2 separate regions of the Homo sapiens genome follow, and region 1 is linked to region 2. Evidence: read pairs that join two places in POLR2A ChIA-PET (ENCODE). Cell type or tissue: GM12878. All regions are shown on one strand. Links, peaks and the distances in the headings refer to the core of each region. The heading gives the core; the rest is flanking DNA. Region 1 overlaps LMBRD1 (LMBR1 domain containing 1). Region 2 has its middle 140 kb from the start of LMBRD1.

Region 1 (5,383 bases), core at 115-5,114, 140 kb before region 2:
AAATCTCAGTGTTCAGACCAATTTATTTTGAATCTTTTGGGAGAAGCTGGGGGGACTATTTGAAACTTTTCTTTATAATTGTTAACAGAGTTATATATTTGTTTCTTTTATCAAATTATCTAATAACTACTACTGTTTGTTAAGCAGTTACTATGGCCAGCCACTATGGTAAACCCTTTATATCTCATTTAATCCTTATAACTTGTTATGAAAGAAGTATTCCTATAGACGAGGATACTTGGTTTTATTTTATATTGTAGTAATGATTGATAACATGAACAAAAAGCTCTTTAAGGTTATCAGTTTTAAAACCATTATAAAGGGATTCTGAGACCAAAAAGTTTGGGAATCTCTGGCTTAACTCTTCTGCCTGGTTGCCGTTTCCTAGCTTGTCTGCCTGATATTGGCAAAATCCTTTGTTTGCAGTAATACCTACAAAATGCAGGTTTTCTTTCATTCTTGAAATCCAATAAAAAATTTATTGGAACACTTTGTGTCAAGTACTGCTGAGGATATAAAGATGAGACTCAGCTTTCAAAGACTTCAGAATGAATTTGGGGAATGTTAAAAATATTTATGAATTCCTTTAAAAACAAGCTCATTCAAATATTAATACAAAGTCACATTTTATGAAAAATAAATTTCCCAAAATCAAGAATTTGAGCCTAGATCCTTTTTGTTTGTTTGTTCCAAAGTCTTAACTCCCTTCTCAGTCAATTCTTTCCTGCTATTCTGTCACCAGTTGAAAGGCCAGCAGTATGAAGCAATGACATGCAGCAACTTGGATGGGTTTTAAATGCACTGTGCCAAATGACACTAGCCAGACTGAAAAGACAACATACTATATGAAGGCATTATGATATTCTAGAAAAGGCAGAAACTATAGGGGCAGAAAACAGATAGTGGTTGTCAGGGTGATACTGGTGGGCTGAGGGAGATCCCCAAACACTGGTGGGATCTCAACCCCAGCTGGTTTTCAGGCTCTTGACACTGTCATGAGAAGACATTAAAGGGCAAGTCAGAAAATAGTGTAAGTGTGGAGATTTATTAAAGGGAAAAGTACACACTCGTGTGGGCATTCTTAAGAGAGAGACACACGGTGAGGTTTGGAGTTTCTACCTTTATGGGTTTCTTTATCCAAGGGACATATTCATGAAAATTCCTGGAAAAAAGTAGAGACTTCTTGAAATTGTGGTGCCACCCATTTTTACATCAAATATGAGTGGTCTTGGAACTGCCATGGTGCTGGTAGGTGTGTGATTGAGCATGTTAATGAGCATATAATGAGGTCCTAGGTGAAACCTAGGTCAAATCCATTGCCATGTTGGGTCCAGTGGGTCTTAACCAGCTTGGTCCACACCCTGGTTTTTCAGGGTCTTATTAGCCCTTAGCCTCTAGTCATGGAAAACTGCTCTCTGGAATTTTTTAGCCCTTGTGAACATCATGCATTATTCCTGTCTCAAGGGCTGGGGGCAGAGAGAGGAGTTAACTACAAAGGGACAAAGGAATTTTCTGAGATGATGGAATTGTTCTTGTATCTTGCTTGCGGTAGAAGGATTTGGAAGCTGCAAAACTAGTTTGGTGGTTTTATTAGTTTCATTTGGGCCCTGGAATTGTAGGATGCTCAGAAAGAAAGTAACCGCTGTTGAAAAAGTGAAAGGTCAAAACAAGGCTTTTAAAACTACCAGAGCTCTTATTTAGAACAATGGTTCTCAAGTTTGGCTCAGATTGAAATCCTCAGGCATTTAAAGTACTGATGCCTGGAGGAGCCTTATTCTCCGTTGATAGAATTGATTGGGGAATGTAGGGAAGTTATAAGGGTACTTAAAAGTTACCCAGGTGATTCTGACTCACAGTGAAGGCTGAAATAACACAGTCTCTGTCTGCAACTCCCTATGAGTAGAGTAGAAGTTCTCAAAATACAGCCCTGGACCAGCAGTAGCCTCACCTGGGGAAGCTGTTACAAATGCAGATTTTCTGGCTCCACTCCAGACTTCTTGAATCTGAAACTCAGAGGATGGGGCCTAGCAATCTGTGCTTTAACAGTTCCTCCAAGTGATTCCGATGCCTCCTAACGTTAGAGAATCATTAAAGTCCTATGCTCTGTGTTAGTCACTAGAATGGCATTGGTAACTATTAAGAGTACTTGGCTGACTAGAGATGTCAACCTCTACCTCTGAGTGAACTTTTTTCACTGGAAAGCTCCTTGCTGTGCACATGTATCCATTTTCAGCATTGACTTTTCTTTGTTTAATGCTCTTTAAAATTTAAATTATAGTATAATGTGATAATTGCATGGTGATTACTGGCAGTTAATCTTTAGCTCAATGCTATTCTTGAACTGTCAGAACAGGACAGAAGTTAATTTTCATCCAAGTTATATTTTGTAATGCTTCAGTAATAAGCCTAGAATAGAACAGCTTCTACTCATATCTCTTTTAGGTTGGAAAAATCTACAGGGAAAAAAATATTCAAAGCTAGTTATAACTGTGATGTGTGAAACCATTAACGTTTGCACTGTGTTTAATGAGGAAATATGTAGCTGAGCACTGTTATTAATAGTATTGTGTGTGTATGCATACGTGATGTACTGCATTCATGAAGTAGGCTTTGAAAATTATACATCTTGGACAAGTTTTTAAGGGATAGTGGGCTTTCCTTACACAACTAAAATAACCTTTACTTCACATAAGGTTTCCTGCTAGAAACTTTCAAACACATACAAAAATCAGAGAAAATACACTGGGTAGTAACAAACATCTCTTTTTGTTCTATTTCAGGCTATTTTGGCATTCTGCTGGATATATGTTCGTAAATACCAAAGTCGGCGGGAAAGTGAAGTTGTCTCCACCATAACAGCAATTTTTTCTCTAGCAATTGCACTTATCACATCAGCACTTCTACCAGTGGATATATTTTTGGTTTCTTACATGAAAAATCAAAATGGTACATTTAAGGTAAATATAATCTTACTTTGCAGATTTTTTTTCCTTTCAAATTTCTGGCACACTTGGCAGTCCGATACATATTGTGTTTTATTTTTGTATCTGGGAATGAATGAGAATGGAAATACAACATAGAAGCTGAGAATGTGACATCTAACCTGATAGACCAGAAGCAGACTTACAACTGACATAAGAACTATTAATTCAGCCGCCCTGCAAATGCTTTAAGTAATCATAATAGGTTATATATTTTTTGCTGCTCATAACTCCCTTGAAGCTTATTTGATTTGCATTAATGCAATAAGTAAATAATTGAGAAGGGCTTTTGTTAGTGGCAGATCAGGATCCTAATCTCCGTTTCATATTGAGTACTTTGAGTCAGTATGGTGTAGTGAATTAGGCTGGGAATTATAAGATCTGAGTTCTAGTCTTGACCCTTAACTGTCTAGCTGTGGACCTTTAGCCAAACCACTTAACTTTTCTGGACTTGAGGTTCCTCATTTTAAAAATGAAGGGTGTGGACTAAAGGTTTCTGAGTTTCCTTTAAATTATGCAAATTACTTTTAAGTTTCTTACTAGCTTAAGCTTCTGTGACTCAGGAACTGTCTCTGTTGTTGTAGCCCCAGTATTTAGCTTTAGTACTTAAATATTTGAATGAAATAGTTTTTCATTTATCTTAATAATACATGATTACAAAATAACTTCCTGAATTGGGCTAAATTAGGTAAATAATTTTATTTTATTTTTTATTTTATTTTATATATATATTTTTTATTTTGTTGAGATAGAGGCTCACTCTGTTGCCCAGGCTGGAGTACAGTGGCATGATCTTGGTTCACTGTAACCTCCGCCTCCTGGGTTCAAGCGATTCTCGTCCCTCAGCCTCCCAAGTAGCTAGGAATACAGACATGCAGCCACCATGCCTGGCTAGTTCTTTTTGTATTTTTAGTAGAGATGGGGTTTTGCCATGTTGGCCAGGCTGGTCTTAAACTTCTGGCCTCGAGTGATCCACGTGCCCAGCCTCCCAAAGTGCTGGGATTGCAGGCATGAGCCACGATCCCTGGTCCAAATGGGGTAAATAATTTGAAAATATTTTTGTAGTTAGGTTTAAATTTATTCTGATTACTATGAAAATTAGATATACTCTGATTGCTGTGAAAACCACATTTTTTTTCTGTACACCATTTAGCAAGTTTTAATTGAGCACTTAGTGTGTGCCAAACATTGTAATGTTATAAAGATAGTAAATAACATCTATTAAATATTTGCTATGTGTCAGACTCTATTTTAAGTGATTTACATTTAGTAACTTCCTTTGGTCTCTTAAACAATCCTGTGAGATAAGTAGTAGTATCTGTGTTTTTGTGGCTGAAAAATCAAGGTTCAAAGAGGTGAAATAACATAGCCTGTAAGTGCTGAAGCTGGGATTTGAAGCTCTGCAGTTTGGTTCCAGAGAGCTTTGTTCATGAGGTTTCTTGGGAAGATGGCTTCTAAACAAGTAAGAGATATTTTCAGGTAGCCTAGTAAATAGGATACCTACTAGTGATTCTACATTTTTTCAAAATATAAACTTAATTCACATTTTATATTTTGGGTTGAAACATTATTTCTAGAGAAAATGACTAATTTTACTGGTGTCATTGGGTTTTCTCTGCTTTTTATTATTGGGCAAGAATAAATACACTTTTAATACTGTTAGACATAGATAATTAAATGGTTGATTGTAACATTATGAGGTCATTTTCTCTGATAAATAAGTGTCATTTTAGAATTAAATTCTATAAAAATGTTTAATTTCTTTTGGCTCTGTATATCGCTTTGTTTCTTGGATAAGAGATTTTGACATTTTCAGAATTTCTGGATATTCTTTTTATTTTAAAACAGTGTAGTATACTTCCAAATGTACAGTACATAATTATAAATTTCTAGGATATTTTTCTTTCTGAAAGCTGTTAAGTTTAAATAGATAATGATATATATGTATATGTGTGTATTCTGATGTATAGAGGTCATATAATTATCCCTGGTATAATTATTGTTTGAATCGGAGATTTTTTTAGTTTAGAATTGAGCATGTTTGATTTATTTAGATTTTGTGGGAAAACATTTCATCTTTATACATATGTAACAAACCTGCACATTGTGCACATGTACCCTAGAACTTAAAATATAATAAAAAAATTTCTAAAGTATTTTCATGAAATTATGAACTTTCTATTAGATTAAGTATTGTTTTGAGCACATGCTTAAATTAGTGCTCGCTTCCTAGGAAATAGGTTTGTTTTGTTTCTTTGTTTTCGATATTTAAATCTATGAGATTGCATTATACTTGTTTGAACAAGATTTTAAGAATCCACTAAAGAAGCAAAAATATTAACTATAAAAATTGAGGGTGCTTGTTTTAATACATGTGCCCTTAAAAGAAAAAAAATATGGCT
Region 2 (5,383 bases), core at 331-5,330:
AAGCCTGAAAGCTGAAACGTCTCAGGCACCCAAACAGCAAAGATGGCAGCCTGGGTCTCCCCCTGGGAGCTCCTTCTTAGGGAGGTACAATGCCACTACTTGTGGCTGGCTGGAATTCCAAGCCAGTGAGTCTCATCTTGTGAGATGCCATGGAAGTGGGGCCTGCTGACTGTCACTGCTCAGCCTCCTGGATTCAGCCTCTTTCCTATGGGTATGTATGGGGGTCTAACATCCCACTTTGCCAGAGTTGCAGCTACTTTTGCCAGAAAGCTCAAGTAGCTAATGCTCCAGGGTCTCCATGCATGCCTGAGTGGCTGCTTTGCTGAGACTCCACATAGCTCTGTCTGTCAGACAGAAGGCCCTAGTGGAGTAGGTTCACAAGGAGATCTGACTGGAGGGTTGCAAAGTTCCATCAGGGAAGCGTGGTTTTCTGGTGTCACACATTCACTCACTACTTTCCCGGGCAGGGGAGGTTCCCCTGGGTCCATGTTGCTTCTGGATGGCCTGTAGTCCTTTTTTGCTTTTCTTCATTCTCCATGGGTCAAGTTGTTTCCTTGATTAGTCCCAATGTGAGTACCTGGATATTTCAGTTGCAGATGTATTTACTTGCCTCTTCCATTCCTCTCTGTGAGAGCCATGCACACTAGCTGCTTCTAGTCGCCCACCTTGGCCACTCTCATCAAGATTTATTGTTAATTTCTTTATGTCTTCATTTATTCTTCAAAAGGAAGTCCTTGTCCTATATAATCAATTTGCCTTGCTTTTTTGGATTACATGGTCCAAGCATATTATGATTTTGCTCTTCTTGCTGAGGAGGTTATATCCCTTCAACATTCAAATTGTTTTAGACCCTCCATTACCAGCAGCAGTGAATGTCTATTCTTGTGGGCCAGTGGTGAATGAATTGGCCAATCATTGTACTTCTGCTGAGATTCTGAGAGAGGGAGCTTTGCTAATGACTAATGATGGTGAGCAACTTTTCATATGTTGATTTGCCATTTGAGAGTCCTTTATTTATTCTAAGTACAAGTTCTTTACGTGATTGGCAAATATTTTCCCCATTTGTGTCTTCACTTTTCATTTTCTTCTCTGTAACTTATAAAGAGCAGCACTTCCTAATTTTGATGAAATCTCATTTATAAATCTATTCTTTTATGTTTGATGTGTCATGTCTAAGAAACCTTTGCCTAAGTATTTTTCAAAAATTTCCCCTAAATTTTCTTCTTAAAGTTTCAGTAGTTTAGGTTTACTTTCAAGTTATTTTTGTATATGGTACAAGTTATACATCGAGGCTTATTATTCTGAATAAATATAGTCAATTGTTTCAGCACCATTTGTTGAAAAGACAATCCTTTATTCACTGAATTGCCTTTGCACTTCTGCAGGAAATCACTTGTCCAATACTTGGCTGTATTTCAGAACTCTATTCTATTGAACTATTTTTCTGTCTTTATGCCAATATTACACTGTTTTGATTACTTTGCACTATTAAAGTAAATTATTGTAAGTTCTACAGCTTTTATTCTCTCTCTCTCTTTTTTTTTTTTTTTTTTTTTTTTTTTTTCTGAGAGGGAGTCTCACTCTGTCACCCAGGCTGGAGTGCAGTGGCACGATCTTGGCTCACTGCAACCTCCACCTTTGGGGTTCAAGCGATTCTGTGCCTCAGCCTTCCGAGTAGCTGGGACTACAGGTGCCCGCCACCACACCTGGCTAATTTTTGTATTTTTAGTAGAGACAGGGTTTCATCATGTTGGCCAAGCTGATAGCGAACTCCTGACCTCAAGTGATCCACCCTCCTCGGCCTCCCAAAGTGCTGGGATTATAGATGTGAGCCTATAATCCACGCCCAGCCTTACCCTCATTTTTTAAAGTTTTAGTTTCTTTGTATTTTCATAAATATTTTAGAGTCAACTTGTCAATTTCTACAAAAAACTTCTACTGGGATTTTGATAAGATTGCACTGAATCTGTAGATTAATTTGGGGACAACTGACTTTATTTTATTTTATTTGAGACAGAGTCTCGCTCTGTTTCCCAGGCTGGAGTGCAGTGGCATGATCTCGGCTCACTGCAACCTCTGCCTCCTGGGTTCAAGCAATTCTCCTGTCTCAGCTTCCCTAGTAGGTTGGATTACAGGTGCCCGCCACCACACCTGGCTAATTTTTTTGTATTTTTTAGTTGATACAGGTTTTGCCATGTTGGCCAGGCTGGTCTCAAACTCCTGACCTCAAGTGATCCACCCACTTCAGCCTCCGAAAGTGCTGAGATTATAGGTGCGAGCCACTGCCCCTGGTCTACAATTGACATTTTAAATGTTGAATCTAAGTATTTCCTATTTTTAATGGTATTGTAAAATGATACTTGGTTTTATTTAAATTTTGGATAGTTTGTTGCTACTATAGGGGAATTCAATTGATGTTTATGTTGACTTTGAATTGTTCAACCTTATTTAACCCACTTACTTGTCCCAAGAGTTTTTTTGTAGATTTTATCTACAAAGATAGTTTTATTTTTCCTTTTCCAATCTGGATGCCTTTAATTTCTTTTTATTGTCTTGCAGTCTCCCCTTTGAAGTGAAATTCAGAGGTCAGCCAATTACTTAAAAAAAGGTTTTGTTGTTCTTGTTGTTGTTTTTTATCTTACTAATTTCAGGGCTTCCTCCAAAGAATGACTTTCTTATTTCAGATTTTTTTCCCTCTCAATTTTTAGCCATTCTGGTGGCCCCCAATTCTGTCCTTTGGCAACTTAAACCAAGATGTTTTCTTCTTGAGTTCCAGTGGCTGTGCTAAAGTGGGCTGAAGAGGGCCCTCAGAGAAAGTCTGTCTAAACTTGGGTCTTATCCAATGCACATCTTTTTTTTCAAAACTTGAATTCTTTCAAAATTTTGCCTGCTTTTGATCTCTCTCCAATGCCCTCAAATATTTTGTTTAATTTTTTACATTTTGTTTAGAATTTATAATTGTTCTTTGCAGGAGGATGTTGGAGAATAATTCTCCATGATGTTCCTATACATCTTATGATAGCTATTGTCCCAGAAAGTCTTTACTAGGATGTTTGAGTAGAAAATGGCCTATTGTGCCATGAATAAGAAAGTTGGTTTTGTTTTTGTTTTTGTTTTTGTTTCCCAGAGTCTTGTTTCTTCTGCTAGTATCTATGAAACTGTGGCAGGCTAACTTGTTACCTTGCAAATAGAATAAGGCTAAGTGCCTCTGCAGCCCTTGATAGAGGGCCAGTCCTACATCTGTTACTTCTCTATTACCAGAACCTAAACCAATTTCATTTTTATGTAGTGGATATGGTATCCATGATGTGATAGTTGTGTAAATATATTTCACTGAACCATTCCCATACTGACGGGCATTCTATTTGTTTTTGGTTATTTTTTTCTGTCTTTCTCCTTCTGCCACTGTAACCAAACCTAGGTTTGGCTGATAGCCTCTCAAAAGCCAGACACGAGAGATGAGTGTTGGTGGGAGGAAAAGCAGGTTTATCCAGAAAGGCAGCAAAACTGAGAAGATAGTGAAATAGTGTTCTAAAGTACCATCTTAAATTTTTTTCAGTCTGGCTGGAGGGTTTTTATGGGAGAGAAAATATGAGAAAACTAAGTTCAGGGGTTGGGATGAAAAGGAACCAAGGACCACAGACAACTGAGTGCCAATGAGGGTTTGTGGAGACTGGGAACTTCTTTGTCCTTGGTCAGGTCACAGTGCTCCTGTAAATCTTTAACAAAACACAGTTAGTTGTTTATATCCTTCCCTTTAATCCCAGAGTTCATTTCAAAACTACATGATAGCTGTTTTTGAGTTTTATCTCAGTGCTTTAAAATTATCCTAGCCTATGTGCAGGAATGGGTAAAGGCCACTTAAACAAATATGGAGCTAGTTATGTTAGCTCTTTTGCTCTTTCACTGTTACACAACTACAAATAGGGTAGCAGTAAATATACCCTCATTAAAAAAAATACTGTTTTGGTTTGGGTTTTCTTTTTCCAGTTGTATAGATTGCCATGAATATAATGATTTTGTCCTTATTCCAGTTCTGTTGTTTGTCTATTGACTATGTGCATGTTCTTTTTGGCCATACAAAGCATCTTTATGTAGCCAATTAAATCTATCTGAGCTGGTTATTAAATGATTTTTTTTTTCCAGTTCTGAAGCCACTGAAAATCCTAGAGCTGAAACTCTATAAATCACTTTTCTTCCTTGCAACTCACTTCATACTGGATTTGAGGTTCGGGTTTGCAAGACTCGTAAGTTCCTATGTTTTGATAACATCAACCTCTTCTCTGTGTTCTTCCAGCCCTGATTATGGAGTTGCAGTAGTAGTGGTGGTAATAGTGGTAGAGAAACTGCTTTCTGCAATTACTGACTCTAATTACCTCCCTCTATCCTTTCATCTTTTATTTCCTTATTTTTCATTGGGAGTTACATTTTCTGTTCCTGTTATTTTACTTAATATTCTGAAGATTTAAAGTCTAGATATAATAAACATATTTATGCTGCTCTTAAACCAGAGATTGGAAAAATAATGTTCTGTAAATAGCCAGATAGCAAATATTTTAGGCTTTTCAGGCTATAGGATCTTTTTGCAACTACACTACATAAACAAATAGATGTAGCAGTGTTCCAATAATTATTTATAGAAATAGATGATAAGCTGCCAGGAGGGCCCTCAGGGTGGGTCCTCCACTGCTGAGGGCCCAGGAGGGGGAGTATGAAGCCATGGACTTCTCCAAGTACAAAAAGATCTGTTGATGTCCTAAGTTTCAGGACCTGTGAATGTTGCCTTATTTGGAAGTAGAGTCTTTGCAGATGTAATCAACTTAAGATGAGGTCACACTGCATTAGGCTGGGTCCTAAATCTAGTGATTAGCTTTTTTTTTATAAAAAGGCCATGTAAACACACAGACAGACACACAGAGGAAAGATAGCCATGGGAAGACTGAGGCAGAAATTGGAGTGATGCAGCTATAAGCTATGTAACACTGGAATTGCTGGTAACCACCAGAAGCTAAGACAACATAAGGAGGGATTATTCCCTAGAAACTTCAGAGGGAGCATGGCCTTGATAATGCCTTGATTTTTTTATTTCTAGAATAAAAAATTTTTTATTCAGAATTGTGAAAGAATAAATTTCTGTTGTCGAAAAATAAAAGGAAATAGATAATGGGTAAGGTTTTGCCTAAGGCCTGGCATTTGCCAATCCCTGTCTTAAACATCAATGACTTTAGAATGGTTCAATTCTAGTCATACCACCTGTTTCTGACTTACTTTCAAATGTTGCTAAGCAACTTAGCTATATTCTTTAAAATTCTACAAATTGGACATAATTTTATTATTAATTTTTTTCTATATATATATTTTTTTCTTTTTTTTCTTTTTTTAG

The links. ChIA-PET counts read pairs that join two places held together with the same protein. Peaks named below come from ENCODE experiments on the same cell type or tissue, not always from the same donor. Only the 100,000 strongest peaks of a DNase experiment are listed, where the experiment ranks them.
Region 1: POLR2A ChIA-PET joins it to region 2 with 7 read pairs; 2 of 35 experiments call an interaction of 5 or more read pairs at or near these places.

The regions. Positions count from the first base shown.
Region 1 is chr6:69,787,870-69,793,252 of GRCh38, reverse strand. LMBRD1 (LMBR1 domain containing 1) reads left to right here. Exons shown (of 16, transcript NM_018368.4): 2 at 2,781-2,957. Among named protein-coding and RNA genes, the nearest start is that of LMBRD1, 6.4 kb to the left of the region's middle. In GM12878, for the core only: no CTCF peak of the experiment used is centred there; a DNase peak (open chromatin) is centred at 2,032; H3K4me3 peaks cover 2,460 bases; H3K27ac peaks cover 652 bases.
Region 2 is chr6:69,650,298-69,655,680 of GRCh38, reverse strand. No RefSeq gene overlaps it. Among named protein-coding and RNA genes, the nearest start is that of LMBRD1, 140 kb to the left of the region's middle. RefSeq lists an enhancer at 95-596. In GM12878, for the core only: no CTCF peak of the experiment used is centred there; no DNase peak of the experiment used is centred there.